6 separate regions of the Homo sapiens genome follow, and all the other regions are linked to region 1. Evidence: chromatin loops called from intact Hi-C (ENCODE). Cell type or tissue: dorsolateral prefrontal cortex. All regions are shown on one strand. Region 1 overlaps LRIG1 (leucine rich repeats and immunoglobulin like domains 1). Region 2 overlaps LOC105377144 (a long non-coding RNA gene). Region 3 overlaps LOC105377144 (a long non-coding RNA gene). Region 4 overlaps SLC25A26 (solute carrier family 25 member 26). Region 5 overlaps LRIG1 (leucine rich repeats and immunoglobulin like domains 1). Region 6 overlaps SLC25A26 (solute carrier family 25 member 26).

The links. A loop is a pair of places that touch in the nucleus more often than their neighbours do. Peaks named below come from ENCODE experiments on the same cell type or tissue, not always from the same donor. Only the 100,000 strongest peaks of a DNase experiment are listed, where the experiment ranks them.
Region 2: it touches region 1 in a loop (6-fold over the local background); 102 of 110 quality-filtered maps call a loop at or near these places.
Region 3: it touches region 1 in a loop (4-fold over the local background); 102 of 110 quality-filtered maps call a loop at or near these places.
Region 4: it touches region 1 in a loop (2.5-fold over the local background); 3 of 110 quality-filtered maps call a loop at or near these places.
Region 5: it touches region 1 in a loop (5-fold over the local background); 39 of 110 quality-filtered maps call a loop at or near these places.
Region 6: a loop joins it to region 1, with 2.6 times the contacts of the local background. A loop is called at or near these places in 28 of 110 quality-filtered maps.

Annotation. Positions count from the first base shown.
Region 1 is chr3:66,405,954-66,409,953 of GRCh38, forward strand. LRIG1 (leucine rich repeats and immunoglobulin like domains 1) reads right to left here. Exons shown (of 19, transcript NM_015541.3): 8 at 1,395-1,538. Among named protein-coding and RNA genes, the nearest start is that of LRIG1, 93 kb to the right of the region's middle. In dorsolateral prefrontal cortex, CTCF peaks have their summits at 1,989 (motif pointing right) and 2,192; DNase peaks (open chromatin) are centred at 448, 1,108, 1,448 and 1,988; H3K4me3 peaks cover 74 bases; H3K27ac peaks cover 3,816 bases.
Region 2 is chr3:66,814,071-66,818,070 of GRCh38, forward strand. The region is part of intron 2 of LOC105377144 (a long non-coding RNA gene); the gene reads right to left. Among named protein-coding and RNA genes, the nearest start is that of KBTBD8, 180 kb to the right of the region's middle. In dorsolateral prefrontal cortex, CTCF peaks have their summits at 2,281 (motif pointing left) and 2,481; no DNase peak of the experiment used is centred here.
Region 3 is chr3:66,820,375-66,824,374 of GRCh38, forward strand. The region is part of intron 2 of LOC105377144 (a long non-coding RNA gene); the gene reads right to left. Among named protein-coding and RNA genes, the nearest start is that of KBTBD8, 180 kb to the right of the region's middle. In dorsolateral prefrontal cortex, CTCF peaks have their summits at 19 and 2,093 (motif pointing left); DNase peaks (open chromatin) are centred at 27 and 2,107; H3K4me3 peaks cover 640 bases; H3K27ac peaks cover 1,186 bases.
Region 4 is chr3:66,350,511-66,354,510 of GRCh38, forward strand. All of the region lies in intron 6 of SLC25A26 (solute carrier family 25 member 26), which reads left to right. Among named protein-coding and RNA genes, the nearest start is that of SLC25A26, 130 kb to the left of the region's middle. In dorsolateral prefrontal cortex, no CTCF peak of the experiment used is centred here; no DNase peak of the experiment used is centred here.
Region 5 is chr3:66,480,499-66,484,498 of GRCh38, forward strand. The region is part of intron 1 of LRIG1 (leucine rich repeats and immunoglobulin like domains 1); the gene reads right to left. Among named protein-coding and RNA genes, the nearest start is that of LRIG1, 19 kb to the right of the region's middle. In dorsolateral prefrontal cortex, CTCF peaks have their summits at 1,614, 1,837, 2,715 and 3,187; DNase peaks (open chromatin) are centred at 1,627, 2,763 and 3,213; H3K4me3 peaks cover 3,477 bases; H3K27ac peaks cover 4,000 bases.
Region 6 is chr3:66,275,339-66,279,338 of GRCh38, forward strand. All of the region lies in intron 5 of SLC25A26 (solute carrier family 25 member 26), which reads left to right. Among named protein-coding and RNA genes, the nearest start is that of SLC25A26, 56 kb to the left of the region's middle. In dorsolateral prefrontal cortex, CTCF peaks have their summits at 1,557 (motif pointing right) and 1,758; a DNase peak (open chromatin) is centred at 1,563.

The sequences.
Region 1 (4,000 bases):
AGCAGGTCACAGTGCCCAGGCGAGACATCACACCTGGAGACCAGGCCCCCATCCTGCCCTCTCCAACTTTCCACAAGGTTCTTGGTTCTTAAATTTTCCCCCCGAGCCCTTGCAGACACAGGCCAGGGAGAGAAAAGGAACTCTTGTCTCCTGTGAGAAGCTGCAGCAGGAATCAATGCTGCCAGCAGAGAGGGCAGCTCTGACTGAAGAGTGAAATGCTGGCGGTGACCTTTCTTGTCACAGCAGGAAGGTCAAATAGTGGAGATTCTGCTGCTGGAAGGGACTTCTCCTCTCAATGGGTTCCTTCCTATCATCTGCATACTGAAAAAACCAGGAACCAGGGACCCGGGGCTGTGGCTTTGTGTGCCTGTCTCTCTGCTCCTAGCCCTGGCTGCCAAAGTTTTTCTCTCCTTTCTGGCCCGCTCAGTCTGAATGTTCCCAGCCTTGTTATTTGGGCCTTGTATGGGCTCACAGGCTGACCTGGCCTGAATAGCTTGGCTCCGGCCTCTTTCACACTCCCTGGCAATGGCTCCACATTAAAGCCGGCTCTGCCAGGTGCAAGTGCAAAGGCCTCCCTCCCTGTCACACTGGAACAGATCCCTCTCTGTGCAGTGGATTACGCCTGAGAAGGAGACCCTAGAACCCGCCACCACTGTCCTCTGAAACCTGCATGCCCCTCTCTGGGGGTTTTATGCTGACAGCTGCTTGGAAGTTCTATGAAGCCAACCATGGAAAAGTTTTATACAAGCCTCAGAAAAGCATCCTGCAGCCACTTTTGCCAACCCCATCTAATTAGGGACTTCAAGGGAAATGGCATTAGCACCTCCACTTTGTTAACTGACCCCCGACGAGGTACAAGGAGAGACACAGGATTCCCTAAGTGCTGCTTTTGGAAAGGAGGCATCTTGGTACAGGTTATGCTGAAGAAGTTCAAATGCTCAGACGAGAGATGCACTGCAGTATTCCCATGGTTTAGAGAAAAAATATTCAGGACTTGGAAGTTGCAGCTGAAGACTCAAGATGGGAAAGACTGACCCACGGCTGCCGAACTGGAGGCTGCACCAGGCGCTCAGCGTGGGGAAGCTTTTTCCAACACTAGGAGCCAGCATCCTGTCCAGCACAACGTGGGCATCACTGCTTGAGAACAACTACTTTTTAGGAGCTGCCATCCCTCTCTAGGCACCATCCTGGGGAAATGAGAGATTTTTCTGCTTAACCAGTTCTTTTTCAGTTGATTACATAAAAGTTTGAGACTCTGCACATAGAGCAAGCCAGCTTTGGATCCAATTCTGACTCGAAGCCAACGCAAATGGAGTTCAACAAAGCAGATGGTTTGCTCTATTCTGCTCTCCCCACTGGGGACCCCTTTATCCTGTCAGTAGTGGGAGACGTACAAGACTCGCAGGCTCCTGAGTCCCTTGAAGGCACCCTCCGCAATGTGGCTGATGGAATTGTGGCTGAGACGCAGGACACTCAGGCTGCTCAGCTCGGCCAGGCTCTCCTCGTCCAGCCGTGTCAGGTTGTTGAAGGACAGGACCCTGAGGAAAGGGAGGGCAGCAATGTCACCATCTAGTGTGGTTGCCCCCCAACCCCACCCCACCGGAAATTGGGCCACAGTCAGCTGGGTTTCAGTGGGAAATGACACAGATGCACACGCACGCGCGTGCGTGCACACACACACCCACACCCACAGAATCCTGGGGGTAAAAGTGGCCATGCAGCTAGAAACTCATCAGTGCCCAACACACTAGTCTGACTCGTAGAATGGGTGCATAGGTCACAGGGGCCAGGGTGGCTGTTAAACTGTGAAGACTACACACGAGGTCATGACACACAACAACTCTCAAGCTCCAGCGCCTTCATGCTGTCCAAGGCAGCTCCTGATTCAGGCTACAAAAGACCTCTCTCATAGCAGAAGCCTGGGATTCTGGAGATGACCCCGCAGCAAGCCAGGGAGCCCCAGTCACACTCCCTGCATCTGCCAGCAGAGGGCACCACTAGCCCCTGCGTGGGACAACCACACCTGTGCCTCATGCCTTAGTGGGGCAACTCCCCCAGGGCAGGAGGCTCCTGCTCAGGCCTCCCTGCCCCCATCCACGTGGACCTCAGAGCATGATCCCCTACTGCAGGCGGTAAAAGCACATGCTTTGCCCGAACCTCAGAATCAAAGCTTCCTCCCAGCACTCCTGCACCTCTGGGTTGCTTACGTGACATATTGGTCATCTATCGTTGAAAAATTGGGGCTGGGGCAGGGATAGGAAGATGGAAAATAAACTCAGAGAAGATTAATGAGCTTTTAAAGGCAGCTAGGAGCAGCATTCTTTCCCTCCTGGACAAATAAGTCAGGGTGTCTGTCAGTTAAACAGACCTGGCAGGAGATCAAAATTATATCCTCACCTGCAATTAAAGAATTTAGCTTAAAGGAGGGGTGGGAAACACATGCTGGGAAGCAATCCCAAATCTGCCTCTGAGGTTACCTGGATATGGTGCAAACTGCTAGGACTGCTCAAGCGCACTTCTGTGATCTTTGCTGCCCCTTCTAGAGGGCATGGAAGAGGGCTTCATGCCTTCCACCAGCTAGAGAGGGGATCCCGGACCCCGCAGAAGACAGCATGCCATCCCTGGGGCCACGATACACTGGTGAGTCAGAGGATGGCCCCTCACTTTAAGAATTGGACTGGCTCAGGCTTCGGGGACTTAAAAGACCTCTCTTGCTTCCCACACCTCCCGGCCCTGACCAACAAAACCAGGAGTCCCCTGGTGGGGTCACAGCTTGACTACAGAGCCTGAAAGGAGCCATCCAGCACCACATGGAATGCACAACTGCAGGCCCTGAAGCGTAGGAAGCTGAAACCAAAGGGTTAACACTCACAGAATCCAAGAAAAGTTAGGAAAGAGGCAGGACCACTGTGTTTTGCATTAGATAATGATGGAGTCACCAAAATATAAACTCCAAGTCAGTGTGTGTGTGTGTGTGTGTGTGTGTGTGTGTGTGTGTGTGTGTGTGTGGTGGGGGGAGGGGGGGAGGAGGAGGGAAGGAAGGACAGGGAGAGAGAGGAGAACACAGAAGACCAGACACAAACACCAGCTGCAAGAATCCACATTAGATTCACGCATCCCCTTGAGTTTGCCTGGTGAGGTCAAGAGAGAGACAGGACAGACTGAGGCTTGGCACTCTTAACAATCATTCACTTCAGTGGGTGAATTTTTTCCAACAGCCAAGCCTAGAAAAGGAAGAAAAAAACAAAACAAAACAAAAAAACCCACCCAACTCTTGTGAAAAATAAAGAAACACAGTAGACTAAACTGGAGCATATCAAATGGAAAGAACAGTGAAAACACAAACTATAGACTTGTAAAGATGTTCTCTGAGTCCTTAGGAATGCTGCGTTCACTGTCCAGTAACCCCACCCTGACATGATGGGGTGGCCAGGGCCACTGCCCATCGCTACCCAGGCGACAGTCTGTCACTACTAATCTCAGAACTTTGGGCAAGACAAGCTCAGTTCTCAGTCTCAACCTGGGACCCCTGTCTGGAAATCTCCAAAAGGAGCAAGAGGACCACACCACACATCTCTGAACTAAGCACGCACACGACTGCACAGGAGCCTCTGCCAGCAGGCCACTGCGGTGCAAAACAGAGAAAGGGAAGGGGCCAAGAACCTGGGCAGCTCATCTACAGGAAGGAAGGTGGCGACTCCGAGGACACAAATTCATCCACAGTCAGCGTTTCACTGTCTCTGTTTGAGCCCAAATGACCCCCTCACTGAAGAAGCACATGCTATTTGGTGTGGCCATTAACACACAGTCACTCTCAAAATGGCTCCTGTGAGCACTCTGCCATAGCTGCCCTTCCCCAGGAACTTTCTACCCCTGGAACTGTCTCCAAACCCAACAGGACCTTGGGGGCCAAGGCTCCCTGCAGGGACCTAGCTGCTACTCCTGGAGCCCCTGCTAATCCAAATGCAGAGGAAGTGAAGGGGAGATGAGGAAGGGACTG
Region 2 (4,000 bases), 410 kb after region 1:
TCTACTAAAAATACAAAAAATTAGCCAGGCGAGGTGGTGGGCACCTGTAGTCCCAGCTACTCAGGAGGCTGAGGCAGAAGAATGGTGTGAACCCGGGTGGCGGAGTTTGCAGTGAGCCGAGATCATGCCACTGAACTCCAGCCTGGGCGACAGAGCGAGACTCTGTCTCAAAAAAAAAAGAAAAAAAAATTAATGATTTAATGTTTGATTATGAAATACATCAAATATAAAAAACCAGTATTTTAAAGAGATATTGGAGAAAAACAATCCCACCAAAGTATTTTCTCTACTCTCACATAGCCAACACACAAGACTTCATCTCTGGTCACCAAAATGTGTTCTCCCCACCAGAACCAATTAGTTCTCCAGTGGACTCTGTGGGAAATCTCTTGTAGACACCAGTGGGATGTTCTCCAATTCAATTCAATTCTGACACTATCTACCTGGAGACAGCATCAGATCCCATTGGTTGAGGGCTCAGTCCACAAGACTGCCCCCAACTTCCGTGCCAATGGCAAACCCCAAGTTGTTTTTACCTGTGATAACCTCTGACCAATTGGCTATCAGTCAGTGTTCCCATTACCCTATCTATGGATTCCATTAATTTGCTAGAGCAGCTTACAGAACTCAGGAAAACACTTAGATGTATTGGTTTATTATAACAGATTTCACAAAGGATATAGATGAAGAGACGCATAGGTCAAGGCATACCGGAAGGGGCATGGAGTTTTCATCCCCTCCCACGGCGAGCCACTTTTTAGGAATTCCCAGGTATTAGCTATCCAGAAGCTCTCTGAACCCTGTCCTTTTGGGTTTTTAAGGAGACTTCATTACATAGTCAGGATTGATTAAACCACTGGACAATTTAACCTTCAGCCCTTTTCTCTCCCTGGAGATTGGGGGGTGGGGCTGACCCTCTAAGGGTGGCTTGTTCTTCCTGATGACCAGCCCCCATCCTGAAGCTACCCAGCAAGCCCCAGGCTGCCAGTCATCTCATTAGCATACAAAAGACGCTCATCACTCTGGAGAGTCCAAGGATTTTAGGAGCTACAGGACAGAAAACTGGGCGAAGACCAGATATATATTTCACAATATTATATCTATGAAAAAACAACACCGTATCCACAACTCAAGCCTGACGCTTTGTAAAGACCTGGCTTTTTGTTTTACTCTTAATAACAAAAGGAGGCTGGGCGCGGTGGCTCATGCCTGTAATCCCAGCATTTTGGGAGGCCGAGGCGAGTGGACCATGAGGTCAGGAGTTTGAGACCACTCTGGCCAAGACGGTGTAACCCTGTCTCTACTAAAAATACAAAAATTAGCCGGGCACGGTGGCAGGTGCCTGTAATCCCAGCTACATAGGAGGCTGAGGCAGGAGAACTGCTTGGACCCAGGAGGCAGAGGCTGCAGTGAGCCGACATCATGCCACTGAACTCTAGCCTGGGTGACAGAGCAAGACTCCATCTCAAAATAATAATAATAATAATAATAATAGAAGTTATTATATTGAATTCCATTTTTCAGATGGATAATAAGCAAAGAGTTTAGATGACTCTTCCATGGTGATACAGTCAGAAAAGGGAAGAAACTGGGATCGTACTCAACACAATTCAAGCACCCACACAGCGTATCGTCTTATATTCTCCCAGACTCTGTGATGCACAGAGTAGCTCTAATTTTCCCTTTACAATATTGCTGAAAGGTGGTGAAGGCTAAAGTCTTTTGGACAGCATTATATAAATTGACCTTGAATGGAGTGCATTCTTGATGTCTTCTCTTGAGACATCATCAAATACAATGATTCTTTGGGGAAAGACACTATTACGTTTTTCTCACAAATGGAAAATCTGAAACAGAAGCAAAGTGCATGGCTGTCTTTGGATGTTCGTGTTAAGTAGCTGACTTTTAGGCCTGCTAGTCTTTTACTGTTTCATCGGTGTTTAGTTGTATGTACAAGGAAAATGTCAATTCCGGACTTTAAATTTCAGATATTATATTTCCTTAAATGAACTAAAGGGCAAAGGGAATATTCTTCAGTGGCGATCCATTCTCCCCTTTCTGTAATCTATTTTTCATTAGCCACAAGTCAAGGGCCAGTTTCTGAAATGCTTGTCTGGGTATCTTGCAATCTCATTCGAAGTGCTGAGAAGTCAAGACAGCCTCTAGGAGTGTAGGGGGAACGTGTTGATAAGTGCTAAGTGCTGCTACTTTGAACTGCACAATTCCCCTCAATGGGCACATATTAACTCTAGCTAAACACACTAGTGCCACCTACTGGAAAAAAATATATTTTAATTAAAATTAAGTTGCAGGCTTTAAGTCTGCAATACTGAAAAATGCCTCTCTAGGACGGCAATTTCCTCTGCCAAAGAAAAACAGAGTTAAACCAGCTCACTGAAGGAAACTTAGGTGATCTCTAGGTATTTTGTTTTGGAAAGAAAGGCTTTCATTTTTCATCCTGATAGCAAAGAAAATATTAAATAATAATGAAATATTAGACCAACTAACACCATAGTTCAGGAATGGGCTTTTCTAGAGTTGTTGCAGGATTACCCCTGATGGGGCTGAGTTTCCTGGGGTCTGAGCACAGAGGGTCCATTGCATGGTTTGAGGGGGCTTTCTTTTCTCATGTCTGTTATAGAGGAACCCAGAAATCTGGAGAAGAGAAAGGAATTGCCACAGGGAACTTAGTTTACTTTTTTTTTTTTTGAAACAGGATCTTGCTCTGTTGCCCAGGCTGGAGAGCAGTAGGGTGATAGTAGCACATTGCAGCCTCAAGCCATCCTCTCACTTCAGCTTCCCAAGTAGCTGGGGCTACAGGTGTGCACCACCACGCCTAGCTAATTTTTAAATTTTTTTTGTAGAGATGAGGTCTTGCTGCATTGTCCAGGCTGGTCTCAAACCCTGGCCTCAAGCAATCCTCCCACCTCAGCCTCCTGAAGTACTGAGATTACAGGTGTGAGCCACTGTTTGCCTTTTTACAGAAGGAGACAAAAAGGTATCTTTAAAAAATTTTCTTCTTTCTACTATTCAAGAACATAATTTATTTTGGTTATAAAACATGAAATGTCCCTCCTCCTTGTCTCCCAAACTCCCTACTGAAGTATTATTATCAGACTAGTATACGATCTGTACAAATAGCCTTTGATGAGGAAAAAATGGTACAAATAAGGTAAGCAACTAATAGGACAATACATATATATGATGTGCTGTGTGTAAAGTAAAAGAACAAGAAGGAGGAGGAGGAGGAAGGGGAAGGAGAGGGAAGAGGAGGGCAGGAGGAGAAAAAGAAGAAAACATAATAATGTTAGCAAACAGCATACACATTTCCCTGAAAAAAGGCAAAAATAAAACAGAAACAAAAAGTCTATTAATGGAAGTTGCATTGAGGGACAAGGAGGTAAGAAGAAAGGGAGGGCTTTGCTTTCAAGTTTGTATTTCTGTATTTCTAAGTTCCTCTGATTACACAGAACTGTATTATTTGTGTCAATTAAGGAAAAAATGCCAAGGCAAAACTAATCTATGCTGCGAGAAGTTCAGCTCAAGATTGCCCTTGGATGTGGGTCATGCCTAGAAGAAGTCTCCACCAAGGAGACTTGGAGGAGGGTTGATGATGTTTTCTCTTGATCTGGGAGCTTGTACCAGCAACAAAGGTGTGTTTAGTGTGTGAAAATTCATCAAGCTCTATGCTTTTGATTTGTACATATTTCTGCACGTGTTAAGCTGGGAAAAAAGTTCCAAAAGTGATGCCAAGAGAAATTATTGGGCAGTAAGATTATAGACCATTTGTTTTCCCTTTCCCTGTATTAAATTAACACATCTTGTAAAGATAAATAAAAACAGAATAAACTCCATATTTTTTTTCTCCAAATGTGTGTTTCAAATACGTCTGTTTTTACATTGTTGTAGTCAACGGAGTTAGAAAAACTAAATAACATCTGTGCCAAAGGTTTCCTTTGCAAGAGCAGAAGGAGGTCTCCTCCTAGGAAGCCTGGGATCC
Region 3 (4,000 bases), 410 kb after region 1:
GACAACAGCCCTTCTGAGGAATGGGGCCTTCCAGGGATCCGGGATGGATGAAAAATGCCCTGGCAGTACAAAGGCTGATTGTCCTTCTCTTCAGAGACAATGGGGTATTTAAAAGGCTCACAGCATCAAAATGCTAACTTAGTCCTTTAAGACATTTTCAGTTTTATGTCTCACCACTGACAGTAAGCATGAGTAGAAAAAGCCCTTTTTTTGTGAAATCTCTTGCAAAGAAGTAGGCAGCTTTATTGTGAAGACACTATTTGCCTGCAAGTATAGTTACCTTGAAAGGTCTCACAATCAAATGAGCCTGTTTTCTGCTTCTTAGAAAGTAGCAGCAAGAATACAAAAAAAAGCAGTGAACTTTCAAATTCAGAAGGTCTGGACTTGAGGGCTGATTCTGCCAGTTATTTGGGTGACTGTGAGCCTGACATCTAGAATTTCCTTATTTGTAAAGAATAATAACTGCCCTCAAGCCAGTTTCTCAGGGTTGCTGTGAAAATTCAAAGTAACAACGTACGCCGAGATGGTTTACTGTGAAGAGTTTCAGAAATACAAATGACCAATATCAGGAATGTTCCTATATGGCCTATTCTTTCCCTTAGAAGTTTTGAACAGAGTTTCAACACGTAAGTTAGGACCTTTTTCCTTTGAATAATTCCCTTCTCAGGCTACGGAGTCTCTTCAGTTTCCTGGTCATTGGGTTAAATTTTCTGCTCCAATGAAACTGCAATAATAGGAATAACAGTGAGTTTTAGGTTGGGAGACCTGTAAATTCTAACCAGATCCTTAAACTGTTCTCATTTTCCAAAGCTAGTATATTGCACACCAATATACTTTCTTTTTATTTCCTCTTTGGCCAAAAAGTGAATTGTCAAGTGCAAGTGAATTGTCAACATTAGTGTAACTTTCTACACAAAAATGACCTGCACCGTCTTAGCACCTAGGGTCTAAGGCCTCAGTTACAAAAATAAATTGTAAAGCCAGAAGAAAATATGTCACAATAACAATTAGAGGCCAGGCACGGTGGCTCACACCTGTAATCCCAGCACTTTGGGAAGCCGAGGTGGGAGGATCACCTGAGGTTGGGAGTTCGAGACCAGCCTGACCAACATGGAGAAACCCCATCTCTACTAAAAATACAAAAATTAGCTGTGCATAGTGGCACATGCCTGTAATCCCAGCTACTTGGGAGACTCAGGCAGGAGAATCACTTGAACCCGGGATGCGGAGGTTGCAGTGAGCCGAGATTGAGCCATTGTACTCCAGCCTGGGCAATAAGAGTGAAATTCCGTGTCAAACAAAACAAAATGGAACAAAACAATTAGAAGCTGCACAGTTTTCTTTAGGTGGCAAAATATGTATGAACAGTTACATGGCAAGCAAACTGCACATTAAATTTGGGTGTATTTTCCATATATGTTGTGTTCTTTACATTTACAGAGCTTTGGGGGAGGGGGACAAACAGTTATTTATGAGTTTTCCACGAATTGTTTTCTTTTCTCTTTCACTTTCTTTGGTCAGTCATTTGTAAGAATCAACTGGAGATAACACGCCAGACCCCAAACTTATTTTTGGCAGAAATGCACCATCCTTGCATGGACACTAGATGGAAAAATAGAGTTTTCTATTTAGATTTCTAGAATGGGTTATAGCAGGTACCTGGGAAAGGTTACGCAAATTGTTCAACATTCTTGCTGAAGTGGAAATGTTCTTGGGGAGTCCCCGTGGTCAGCATTAGGAAGAGGAATTACCCGCAGGGCCCAAAAGACAGATCCTCCCCTTTCTAAGAAGGATTGCAGACATTTGAATTGAGCTTTCTCGGGAGGTTTACGCAGCACACTCCCAATGTTCAGAACAGGGAGTAAAGAAAACATTTTGCTTGAGAAGCTTCCAGACCCCTGGGGTGACTTGTAGGATAAGAGTTTGGTTGGGATCCTAAAAGGTGGTAGATGTTCAGCTCACACGGACTAAGTGTTACAGGGCTGGCTTCCAGCTTGGGTAATGGCTGAACCTGTGAATGTTGCAAGTTGGCTTCATGAGGTGCCCTAAAAGTCCAGACTATAGACTCCACCTGACTCGCCAGGTCAATGCTCCCCCTTGTGGTGATTTCTGGAGCTGTTATCAGCTGTCTCCTAGGTGGCCCTTAGACAAGTAAGGGTGCTTGAAAACACATGGTCTGGGAATGCATATTGGTGCCTCTCAAACTCAAGAAAGGGGTGGCGACATTCCAGTTATGTGTCTGTTCCAAAGACCGCATATGGCCTTCTCTAATTTTTAGGGTTTTTTGAGAAAAAGTTCACACTAGCTGCTTTTAAATTCTCTTGCCTCTGAAATCCTTACCTGAACATCTCCCACCTAGAAAATATTTTTCACTGGCGACATCTCTTGTTTTGGGTGAGCAGAGATGAAATGACGCATGGCCTGTGTGATTACGGTGTGATGTCTGCACCAGGTGTAATGTGGGCTGAACAGCTTGACGTGTTTTCGTGAAACCAAAGTATAACCTTCCCAAATTAACCTCTTTGTTTCTGTTAATGCAGTCTTACCTACCAAAGTATTTTAAATGGTTCTTATGTATAGTTTAAAAGACTATAGGTTATAGCTATGCAGGGGGCACCTATCTTATGGGTATTTAACAACAGAAGCAGCTTCCTTTAAAAGTGGAATCAGTTATGAAATATATCATTTATGGGGCCAACTCCTCCAAGTACTCATTCTGTTTGCCTTTAAGCAATATCTTCCAGTATTTGTAACAGTTGTTCTCAGCAGCACAAAGACCTTAGCAGTTGAGAGATAAAGCATGAGTTTGGTCTGTGACCTTGATTACAACATGTTGTGATGTGACGATATGGCTTTGCCTTGACTGACATTTGTTTGGCCACTGCCATGGGTACTGTTTCAAGTCAGAAGAAATTTACATGGAGAAAAACATCCCATGAGCTTAAGTTAATACATTGGGAACTTGCCCTAAAACTAGGTGGCTTTTTTTTTTTTTTTTTTTTTTTTTTTTGGAAATCAAATAGTAACAAGTCCTATGTAACAAACATCTAGTATCAGGGTTACTAGGTGTATTATACGTTTATTTAAATCAAGATCATTACTAAGCACCTACTATGTGCAGGACAAGTGTAAGTGCCTTAGTAAACATTGTTTTTTATGCTATACACCATTTTAAAAGTTCCAATCAATATTTGCTTTCCATTCATTAAACATTGAAAGTTCTTTCAGCATGCCATCTAATCACACGTAAGTATTTGCCTTTTTCCAGGCTTAACAAAACATTTTAGACACAGACTATCAAAGAGCGAGGACTGTACAAATGTCTCCTTCTGATAATAGAACTCGGTGGCGACTTCAGTGGCCCAGGTCCTGGGAAAGTTTCCACGGCCTCCCTGGTGCCCTCCTTCCCACATGACTGCAGGAACATGAAGTAGTTCTAAAGACGGAGACCAAGGTGACCGGCCTTGCCCCTCCAACACAAGTCCCTCAAGAATCTTTGTGCCAGGGACATGAGGTGGGGGCTTTATGTTCCTCTACTCTCCACTGTCTCCTAGGCCAATCCCTTTGTATTACAGATGAGGAAATTGAGGCCCCAAGAGAAGTGACTTGTGTAAGGTCACACTGCTAGTACATCACTGTGCCAGTCCCAGAGCCGTGGACCTGGGACTCCCATCTCTATGTTATTTTCTTTTCATTAATCTAAATCATCTTAATCTTTCAGATTTCTGGATGAACTAGAAATCCTTTCTCGCCTCTGAGCTTTAGTTTACAAACCGTTTCCTCTATGTGCAATTCCACCATCTTATATCACCCTTGTACCTTCACCTTTGACAAGTGACTGGATTACTCTTAAGATCCTGGTTAAAAAATCACTTATTCTAAGATGCCCTTCCTGACCCTCCAAGACTGGGTTAGGTGCTCTTCCAGTGCATTATCCTGTCATTCTCTACTGATGCCAATCCCAGCATTTGTTACCTGTGGTGCAGTCATCGAGATCTCC
Region 4 (4,000 bases), 55 kb before region 1:
GGCTCTCTTCTTATCCATTCTACATTTTGGATGTGTCTGATCTTCCTTAAACTTTTCTTTCAGTAACACTTAGGTTCTCAGGAACATATAACTTTCTAAAACTCTAAAACATTAAGTTCTTGGCATTCAAGTTTCTCAACACCCTGTCCTTGACTGGTTTTTTCAGCTTCTGCCCTATACTCTGTGTGTGTGTGTGTGTGTGTGAGCGCGCGCGTGCGCGCACACCCACACGCACACACAAAATTCTTCCCCTCCAGCCAGAATAGCCTCCTTACTGCCTCTAAATATGTTCTCCCCTTCTCTGTTCTCTGACTCCTTTCTGAAGTATGCTTCCAAGGATCCAAAAGTGATGCATCACTCAAATCTCAATTCAGTGTTTGATCTCCTGCTTGAAGTCTTCTAATGAAGGCCTTGAAGAATTGCCCTTACCACAGATTTGTCTGTGTCACTGACTCGTATTTAATCACCCACCATATTGTGTTTAAAACATCTTATAGTGTTCAGATAAGGCCTTAACCCCTTCAATTTACAAGTAAATGATACCTGCTGTCATTGCAGCTCTGGTGCCTGTCTACTCTGAGCTGGATATGGTTGCATGTCACAAGAATGCAAAGATGAATAAGAAATGGCTTAATGCCCTTGAGGAGCTGAGAGTCCGTCAGAGTGGCACCCAACTCGTTGATAACTTAAATGTAATGTGTCTCTTATTGCAGAATACTTGCTCCCCAAATCCTGTTACTGTGCTACATCATTTCCTTTGTTTTTCTTTTCTTTATTATACATATGCTTACAAAAGTATGTTTTAGATGAAAGAGGACAAGACACCATAAAGAGATGGGGAAGCAAAAGCGGTAGATTATCATATCCAAAGTCTTAGAGAAGATAATTTTCCTTGAAGATTTATATTTACTTTGGAACTTTCTGGCAGCCCAACAAGAAGAGAAGCATGATAGATTTCATGGTTTTTATTATCTGACAAAGACCTGTAGCTTGCTATTCTATCTTATCCTTTGACTTTGGATACCATCTTTATACCAACTTGCATGTTTATAGCTCCATGGCAAGCCCCTTCCTCTGAGTGGCAGCCTCAGATCACCAGCTGCCTAGTTGACATCCTCACTCAGGATGTCTCTGAGTGGCTAGGTCAGAACAGAACTGTCAGTTTTTATTTGTCTTCTTCCCAATCTGTTCCTTCCTAGTTGGTCCACTTCTCAGTAAATAGCAAAGTTGTCTTATGCTTGCTCAAATAGAAACTTAAGAATGATTCCAGAGTTGTATTCTTTTATCCTTCATCATCTAGCCCATCAACAAGTTCACTGTTCTAGTTCAAGCCTCTAACACCCCTTGTTTGAATTGCTACACTGGCCTCTCCAGTGGTCTCCCTCATTTCACTCAGGCTTTCCCAAAATATCTTCTTCACACAGCAGCCAGAGTGATCTTTTAAAGAAATGAATTAGGTCAGGCACAGTGGCTCATGCCTGTAATCCCAGCACTTTGAGAGGCATAGGCTGGAAGATCACCTGAGCTCAGGAGTTTGAGACCAGCCTGGGCAACATAGACTCCATCTCTACAAAAATTAAAAAAAAAAATTATCTGGGATTGGTGGTGCATACCTGTAGTCCCAACTATGTGGGAGGCTGAGGTGGGAGACTTACTTGAGCTCACAACCTGGGCGACAGAGTGAGACCCTGTCTCTTAAAAAAATAAGAAAAAGAAATTAGACCATACTATTCCTTGCTAAAACCTGTCAGTGGCATCTCGTTAAAAGAAAAATAAACCCAGAGCTTAAGCTCTGGCTGGCAAGGCACTCTGTAATCTGGCCTCTGTCTGCCTCAGCCTTATCCCGTGCCACTCACCCGCTGTGCCCGGCCACGTTGCGCTGACTGTGCTGCTGCCTAGCGCCTCCCCTCGTTTTTTGTTTTTTGTTTTTTGTTTTTTTTTTTGAGATGTACCAAGGCCTTTACATTTGTAGATCTCCCTGCTAGAAATATTCTTTCTTCCTTCATTCTATATACATCATTTTTTATGTGTGATAATTTTTTTAATTTTGATTTTTTTCATATTTTTGAAAATTGACAAATAATATCTGTATATTTAAGGTGTGCAGCATGATGTTTTGAAATATATAAATAGTGTATATGTCATTACCGAGTGTCTATTACGTGCCAGGCATTTTCCAGGGTCTGGGGATACAGTGATGAAGAGGACTGACACAACTGACCCCATGGAGCATTCATTCCAGCTCTTTCCCTAGGCCTCTCTCCATCCCCCTTCCCCATACCTCTCTCATGTCTCCTCTTTCCCCATTACTCAGGCCTTAGATCACATGTCACCTCAGAGAGACGTTCCCGGTCTACCCCTCTCCAAAGTAGGACTTTCCCCTCCTCCCTCCTCTGTAATCATAACACCTATTTATTTCCGTACTGGTATTTTAATAAATTAGTTTATTTAGTTATGCACTTACATCATTGGAATAATTATTTACGACATCAGTGGTGTGATGAGCAGACACTGTGTGCCAGGCTCTGGGTTAAGCACGATGCATTTGTTACTGTCTTCTTCACACCACAGACAACCCAGAGAGGTGGGCCTTGTTGTTATCCCCACCTTAAAACCAGGGAAGCAGGGCTCAATAAGGTTGTCTTTCACCTAGTTGCCTGAGCACCTTTTACTGTGTGCTGCGTAGCAGACAGGTGACTCAGGTTACCAGGTGATTTTTTAGTGATGATAACAACCATAATAAAAGCAAGAACAGCCAACATTTTTCAAAGCTACAGTGTGCCAGGCACTGTAGTAACACTTCCCACACATCTCCTGTTCATCTTCATGACAGTCCTGTGAAGTAGGTGCTGGCCTGGTCTTTGTTCTGTAGATGTGAAAATGGAAGGAGAGTTTGAACGCCTTGCCCAAGGCCATGGGAGTACTAAGGAGTACAGCCAGGATTTGAACTCAGGTTCAGATCTAACTCCAGACTTGATATTCTTAATCACGTTACATGTAATTATGCACACCGCACATGATGTGTTTCATAACGTTTTTGTATTGTCGTATACTCAAAAGTTGATAAAAAGTTGAGGTCATATTTAGTCAGCTCATTGAAGGCATTTCTGTAAATTGCATTGATTCCTTAATGATGACATGTAGCTTAGGAAAGCCTGGCCAGCATATTTCTTAGACCACCTCTCCCCAGTATCCGTTGAATCTGCTGAGCTTGGGCAAGGATTAAACTGTGCTCACTTGAGTCAGTTCTCAGAGACCAACCCTGGAGAGCACAGATAAGTTCACAGTTAATGAGTTCAGCCAGAACCGAATTTTCCACGTGCTTGTGTTTAACTCCCCACAGGACGGTGCTTACTGGAGGAAGAAACTATGTCTTCTGTTTATTCTTTATGGTTCTGTCTTTTACACAGCAGGTGTTTATGTAACTATTTGCTAATTGTTTGAAGGTTAGCATTCTTTTTCAAGTTGAATGCAAAGTTGGATAACTGTATCTACGTTAACTGTTTTATTTGTACATTCTTTTAAAGGTATGTTCACAGCTATAAAGAGTTTTCCCTTTTTAACCATACAGATCTTTTCTTATCAAGCTTTAAGTCAAAAGTAAGCATATTATGAAAGGATATGATAAAATTTCCTGTGAGAATGCATTTTTTTTTTTTTCTATTTTCTTAGTGTGAGACATCAGTTTATATTGCAGTGTGGAGAACTGTTAAGAATACTGTCAGGTCCGAGTGGTTTTGCTTACAGCTACAGGGTGTTACAAAGCAATAGCTAGATGAGATGTAATCTTTAAGCTAAGCAGTATTTAAAGCAAAATGAAAATAAAATCAGTTTGGTTTTGTAAGACAGCAACATTATGCTAATACTTTTCTAAGATGAAATCATAGCTTTGTCATAGAAATCAGGGACCAATGCATTATCACTTCACTTATATCAATAGTTCAATGTATATAATAATTACTTAGATCTCTCTTTTATGTTTTATAAGTATTTTAAACGT
Region 5 (4,000 bases), 75 kb after region 1:
CCTTAGCAGGCTCTCAGAATTCCAGACTGAAAATGCCACCTAGCTACTTCCATACCACAGAAATGCAGAAAGAACTGCCCCTCTACGTGCCAGGAGATAAATGAACACCCAAAAGAACACCCAGAAAGAACATCAGCTTCTGTGTGCTTCCCAGATTGTCCTATACTCGCTCCCAAGCTCTGTCCATGAGTCCATCAGATGCAGAAAACCTCAGCTAGAGTTTACCCTCCCACAGAAAACACATTCTTGGCATTTTGAAAGAGCATTTCTTTTCTTCCTTTGAGAAATTATTTAGCAAGGCTGTGGAAAGCAGGGCTCCCAGTGGCCATTCAAAAATTAAGACCAAGCCAGAAGGCAGGAGGAAATGTCACCACAATGGGGAGAAAATAAATCAGTTAGATTAAGATTAAGATCTAACCCTTTTCTGTGGTTGGGGCAGGCGGATTTGAGAATAATAGCATGCTATTTCTGGAAAGTCCCTCCAGAGTAAAAGCTGGGAGGGTGGGGGTGTGAAACTATATGTTTCAGTGTTAGATTAAAATTTGTTGAAGTTGATTGAAAACAGATAGAAATGGCCAACGGTCCCCCTGCCCAGCACAGGTATGCCAGTCCTCTGTGGCTGAGGTCCCTCTATATTTCAGACCACACCTCAGCACTGCCCTCGCCAGCAAAGATGCAGTTAAACGGGAAGGCCCAAAGTCTAATGGGGCCAGGATGCTACACAACATCAAAGAGATTCCAGTTGCTCCCCTTGCGCCATAAACTCTTTCACCCAACATCATTCACACTTTCAGAGTGCAAAGTTCACTCTGATATTGGTGGCTTTCTCACTTTGTAGCTTTTTTGGCAAGTGCCCCTTGGCCTGGTTGTTCATTAATATATAATCAGAACATTAAAAGCATTGTTTCACCTTCTAGGGAGGCTGTGCCCAATTTAATAAAGCCGACATTGTCCCTAGGGTGGGGGGAACCACCTCGAAATTGGCAGAGAATTCAAAGATGCACAGACCGGAGGGTTTATGTACACACACACACACACACACGTGTATACACACACGCATGCACACAGAATTAAGTATTTCAAAAGATGTTTTTTATATTCCCCATGGCAAAGGAGCAAAATTAAAATGCTTCTCACCACAGAAACTGACCTGGCATTTCTTTCCCTTAATCCTTTCAATACCAAATTACTCCTTACCTTTAAAACCTTTACAGGAAGTAGTGATCTTTGTGGCAGGAAGACAAATAAACGAGAAGGGATGTCTAAAACTCTATCACAATTATCTATGAGAATGCTCGTTCAGTGCACTACTTTTACTTTTCAAAGCACATGCATACAATGACAACTCACTTTCGAGACCATGTTTACTTTGCTGAAAGCCACATTCTAAACATGGGCTCGCTTGCAGAAGGGAAGCAGCTTACAATTCAACCTTGTTTATGCTCCAAGTAGGTTTGACAGAAAAACCACATAAATTTGTTTTAAAATAATTTCCATTTGCTGGAAGCTGTTCCTGAAAGGTTCTCAGCCACGCTAATCTGCGCTGATTCCTACCAGCTGTAGGTACCAGGCACCCTGGCCACAGACCGGGCAGCCTGGGCACAGGCAGGCTGGCTCTGCAGAAGGCTGCAGCAGTACAGGATCAACAGAGCCACTGCAACAGTCCCCTCCGCAACACGCGTCCACATCTGTTTAAGAAGAACCCAAAGATGTCCTGGTTCAGAGTCAAAACATGTGACATGCCTGTTGAGAGCACAGTTTTCTATGCAATTACACCTGTGCTCTCTCAGAAACACAGCTTCCCTAGTACCAAAGAGATGTACTGTGCTCAAGCCCAAAGACCACAGTGGAGGACAGCAGATGATGTACTGGGCTGAGCATCAACAAAGGAAGGAAACTGAAAAAGGAAATATCTGGGAGTATCCTGTGTAAAGTCTTCAGCCTCAACATCCAAAGAAATGCAGATTAAAATAATCTGAGGCAATTTCCATCCATTAAACTGGTACATGATTACAGAAATAAACAGCATTTAATGTTTGTGAGGGTGTGGGACAAGCACAAGTTCACATGTAAGTTGGCAGCCTCTTTCTCAGAGGCAGTGGTACCGAAAATATTAAGAATCTGCATATCCAGCGCTATCTGAATTGGGTAACTCATCCTAAGGAAATAAATGGCTAAACATTTATGCATAAGGATGTCTATCAAAGCTTAGGAAAAAGCCTAAATGCCCAATATCAGAGAAACTTTACAAGTTTTATGTAAGTTGTGTAATAATTTATTATACAATAAATATTAAAGCACATTTTAAAAACTGCTTAAAGTCAGGGAAAATATTCAAGATATTGAGTCTTTAAAACATAACTGAAATAGGTATTCAGCCTCACACATTACTGGAAATTTATACACTATCCAGTGATAATATTTATCACCGAACAATGAAATCAGTTGTTTTTTCTTTTGTACTTTCTTCTTTATTCAATAAATGCCTAACATTTGTCACCAGAAAATCAAAAGTAATAAAGACATAGTAACTAGGCTAACAGATCAATAGCACCCCCTCCAGCACCCCCCGTAAGGCCACCAAGACAGTAATCTGCCTAGACTATTCCAGCTCACTGGGGACAAAAGGCTTCCCTACAGCATCACAGTCCAAGATCTCGATAGCCATTAAAAGAAACATGTGAGGCTGAGCTCATCAGGGAGAACACAGCTTCCCATTGCCCCTTGCTAGCATGCCTGGGAGACTGCCCAGAGAGGAGCTCTGCCAGCTGGGTTCGCAGTGCTCTCTCTGCCATGGATGGAGATCCTGCGTGTCTGAGGATGGGGGTGGGGGCCAATGTCTCACATCTGAAGTCCAAGCTAAAAAGGCCCAGATTTAGAAATGTATCTGCCTGAAGTCTCCTGCCATAGAAGCTTCTATCAATTTACATAGTTACTTGGGCTGGGTCCACAGAGGGCAGGGTAACCTGTCCTTAGTGTTCTCACAGCTCCCTCTGGTCAAGGAAAGCAGTCTTTCTCTCTGCCAGCAGCAAAGAGGGAGAAAAGCTACCTTGGCCTGGTCATCCTTTTTGTCAAAGCAGAGGCCTGAGCAAAGTAAGAGCTCAAGCAACCGAAACCAGCTGCCTGGCGAGGGCTCAGCATAAACTGAGCAGAATAACCACAAGGGGAAGGGTGTCTAGACAGCCTCGGTCTATGGAAGAAGCCACCCTCCCCTGCAGTGTCAACTCTGGAAAAGCAGGCTCCAAAACGCGGCTCCAGCAAAAGAGCAGATGAGAGACCATGTCAACAGCTGGGAAGGGCACCGCGGGCTCCCTCGCCAAACGCAACACAGAGGAGAGCGCCTGAGCCTGGCCCACCTGCCAAGGACAGCCACCAGCAATCCAGCAGGGACGAGGCGCCCGAGGACCTCATGTGGGGACAGTTCACATGCACTGCTTTAACTACAAAGCCACTTCAGTGACAATTCTTGCATATGGGACTTTTCCAAAATTCAGAGAGACCAAAAAGACCGCCAATTCTAAATGTGGCAGGTAAACAGCCTGTCATCTTTTCAACTTCGGTTCTATTTGTTTCTTCTTTCTTTCCATTCTTCTAAGTTTCTCAACACTTAAGAGACTTTGGTGGAGGGTGGTGAGGGGTATAGGAAGCTACTAAACAAGCAAGGTATATTCAGGAAATACACAGATGAAGCCTGGGAGGTCTGAATTATTCTATCTGGCAGAGGTATTTCCACAGGACATACAGGACTCTACAGAATGAATGCCACTATCTCTATCTACACTGGTATCTGTCACGAGCATTTAATGTGTCACAGGCTTCACACTAGATTCTGGGAATACAATGGTGGATTGGAAACAAAGCCAGTCACTGCATTCAGGGAGCTTACAGACTAATGGGGTAGTCAGAAACGAATCAAACATTCACACAAAACTTCTATACATAGCACTGCAGAATCCTCACGATGGGAATCTAACTTAAAGGGAACGTCAGCCATGGTTTC
Region 6 (4,000 bases), 130 kb before region 1:
ATGTATACATATGTAACTAACCTGCACATTGTGCACATGTACCCTAAAACTTAAAGTATAATAATAGTAAAAAAAAAAATTAATTACTGCTGTCTTCCCTTCACTAGAATGTATGCATCAGGAGGGCAGATGCCTCCCGTTTTGTTCCCTACTATTAATCTAACACCTAGAAGAGTGTGGCACATAGCACACTCAGAAAATATTTAACAAACCAATGACTTAATCATACTTGCTTCTCAAAAGCAGACCAGTTTTAAGTACTTAGGTATTAAGATCTCCAGATACATTTAGCAAGAATTATGGAGTTCTCACTAAATTCCTAGGCAAGCTAATGGTTTTCTGCCAGATAAACTGTCTGTACTTCCATTGAGATTAATTTTCTTATCATATTTACTGCTGTCTACATATAGCTCTTATTTTAATTTTGTCTTTTCTAGTTACAGTTACTCCTGTAACTATTTCATATATTCAAAACAGTTTTTGAAGTGACACATGAAAATAATAAAACTTATGAAGAAGATCCTTCATTAGGTGTGTGCGAATTATCTCCAGTGAATACCGTGTGGGTCAAGAATTACCCTTGATGTTCTCATTACTGTATACTGTCTTATTGTCTGAATAAACACCATCTTATATGGAGTATTAAGAGACTATATATGTAAGAAAACTAAATTTGAAGGTCAAATGTAGTTTTTTAGATGTGTAATTAAAAAATAGCAATTGGAATCATTCAAAGGAAATTAAAATGTTTATCTGTGGGTTCGACTACCTGGCTACAGATTACTTTGGGATCACATAATGAAAATAGTTAAAATTTGAATACTAATTATGATTGTTAACTTTACATATATTTTCCTAATCCTTAAACTGTAAGACATCAGCCTGTTTGTACAGATCATAAGCAGAGGCTTAGAAAAATTAAGTAATACAACTAGGAGGTGGCAGGACTGGAATTGGAGGTCAAGTTTGTATAATTCCAAATCCTGTGATTCTTATTACACTTTGCTTCCTGTTTGTGTCTTGCAGATAAATTCACTGATAGAATTTTTCAGTAAATCCTAAGAAAATAATGTGATGGGGGATCTACAAGACTTGAACCAAATCTTGACCTGAGTGAGAGTGGAGCACAATTTCTGAGTGTTAGAGGATTCTAAAGGATAGAAATGGAACTGTTTGTATGGGCAGAACACAATGAGATGCTTCTAAAACAGCCATTAATATTGATTTCAGCATCCTTTTTCGTCTGGCCTTTGTGAGGGGTGCTTAAAAATGTTTTGACTGATTGTAGTCTGTCCTTTTTTGTTCCCTGTGCTGCATCATATGTTCTGAGAAACAGTAGAGTAGGTGGGAAAAGGTTGATAATCTTTGGCCTTGAAGTGGTTTTGGTATACATAGCCAAGTAACTAGCAGATAATTTATTGACTAGTGGAGAAGCAGAAATTTTTGTGAGGATTTTTTTTTTTCCCTTTTTGAATATACTCTGCTTTTTGTTATTCAACTTGTCAGTGCAAAACTGACATTATAGAAGAACGCACTAGAGGGCGCACAATGCCTGTATTTTAAATGTTGGTGGCAAAAACCTCAGCATGAACTTGGAAGCTGCTTCCTGGCACTGTTTGAAAAAAAAAAAAAAAGGTTCAAATTAGAAAATGTAAATTTAAGCATAATAGTGTTTTCCGATCAAGATACCTGAATGGATAAATTTGTGTTATCTTTTGATACATATGTACATGGAGTTGTATTTATTTGGGTTCTAATTTTTTAAAACTTTTACCATGGAAAAATTTAAAGACACACAAAAAAGATTACTAAAATGAATCCCTGTAGTCTCATCAATTACCAGCTCTTGAGCAGTATTGTTCCATCTATACCAAACCCTGCTTCCCACATGTCTGTATGATATTGAAGCAAATACCAGACATTCTGATTTCATCCAGAAATACGTCACTATGCATCTCTAAAAGATAACTGTAAATATGTATAATGTATCAAAAATGAGTGTCATAACAGAAAGACAAATATTGTATTATATGTGTAAACTAAGAAAGTAAAATTCATAGAAGCAGAGAGTAGAACCATGGTTCTCGGGTGTTAGGGGGTGGGTAAATGGGGAGATGTTGTTCAAAGGGTACAAATTGTCAGTTATAGGATCAGCAGGTTCTGGGTATTTAAGGTACAGCATGAAAAGTGATGGATGTGTTAATTAATTTGATTGTGGTAATCATTACACATTGTGTATCAAATCATCACATTGCTCACTTTAATATATATAATCTTTATTTGTCATTTATTTTAAAAAACGAATATCATAGTCTAGAAGTATTTCCCCAAAGCTATTTATCACTTACAAAGGGGAAAATAGTAATTTTACAGTTGGAAAGACTGGCAGTCACTATTTTATCCAAGTGATCAAGATTAGCATCACCAGTAATAAGATTATATTAACATCATACATCTCTAATATAATGCACCAAGAAGGACACAATGTCACTTCTTTGGTCTTCTTGCCAAAGATGCATAATCTCAGTGTGATCATGAGAAAACATCACACAAACCGAGATTGAGAGACATTGTACAGAATTGTCAAAGTTATGATAAAGAAAGATGAAAGAACTGCCACAAATAAGAGAAGACTAAGGAGACACAACAAGTAAATGCAGTGTAGGATCCTGGATTTGATCCTGGAACAGAAAAGATTTTGGGAAAAACTGGTAACATTCAAAATCTGTAATTTAGCTATTAGCATTGCAGCAAAACTGGTAGCTGGTTTTGATAAGTGTACTGTAGTTAATTTATTAACATTAGAGAAGCCAGCATATATGTGAACTCTGCTATTTATGCAACTTTTATGAGAGTTTGTTTTTAAAAAACAAACTAAAATGCCACATTTGGACATTGTATGAAGTACTTGTTTTTAGAGTCATCTTCTAAAATAATGACAAGTTAAATTTAAAATTTAATTTCTTTTATTGTTAACTTGTATTAAAATAATATATGCAATTAGTAACAACCCAAATAATGTAGAAGGACTTAAGATGAAAAACAACAGTCTCCTGCCCATCCCTCTCCATTCTGGTTCCACTCTCTAGAGGTAGCCTTTATTTTTTATTTTTTAAAATTTTAACTGTTTTATTTTTAGTTCTTATTTCATCGGTGCTTTCAGATAATATATTATTTAAATGTCTGTTTTAAAATTTGTCAGTAGATAAAGTTTGTTGAGTCTTTGGGATGGAAGATGTGATTAAGCTCACATTATGTTCTTCCCCAACCCTGTCTCATCCTAGCATTCCAGTTATATAAATTTCATTCCTCTGTTCATTTTAGAAACTTTAAGTTATATATTCGTTTCTTTATTTCTTATCCTACGAACTTTCTGCATCTTACAACTTTCTCTTGACATGATGAGGCTGTTGCTTTCTTTTTGCCACCTTGTCCTCCTTAACCTGCAAATTTCACTTTCTGGAAAGACTTCTCTCAACTATACTTTCATTGTACATTGTCAAGAGGGTTGACAATTTCATCCTGTCTTTTACCCTCAGTCACTTCTTTCATAGCTCTTCTGTATTGATTCTAAAAGTGGAGTACCGGTGAACTAGTGTTTGTATTATTGAGAAGACTTCATGAATGATCAGACCATGTAGTGTGCTAAGGCTGTATTTTTTTTTGTGTGTGGGACTTACACCCTGAGAGATGGTTTCAGCATCAGAATCAAATAGACCTTCTTGCACTCTATCAGTTGCTAAAATTTAATTTCCAACATTTGGGGCATGAGCTTGTCTTTTTTTCTTGGAGTTTCTAATTGCCTTTTCTGTATGAAAAAGGCATTATTTGCATTATTTTTAGGTATGACAACTTTGAAAACATACTGTCTTTTGTCCTGAGTCCCCTTTTACCCTGGGAATCTTGGAATCTTTCATTCTCCTGTTCTAATCCTGTGTTAATATTCACTGTGTTTGGGCTTCTATTCTTGGGTCAGATTTGCTGTTTCCTGAAGGCCGCA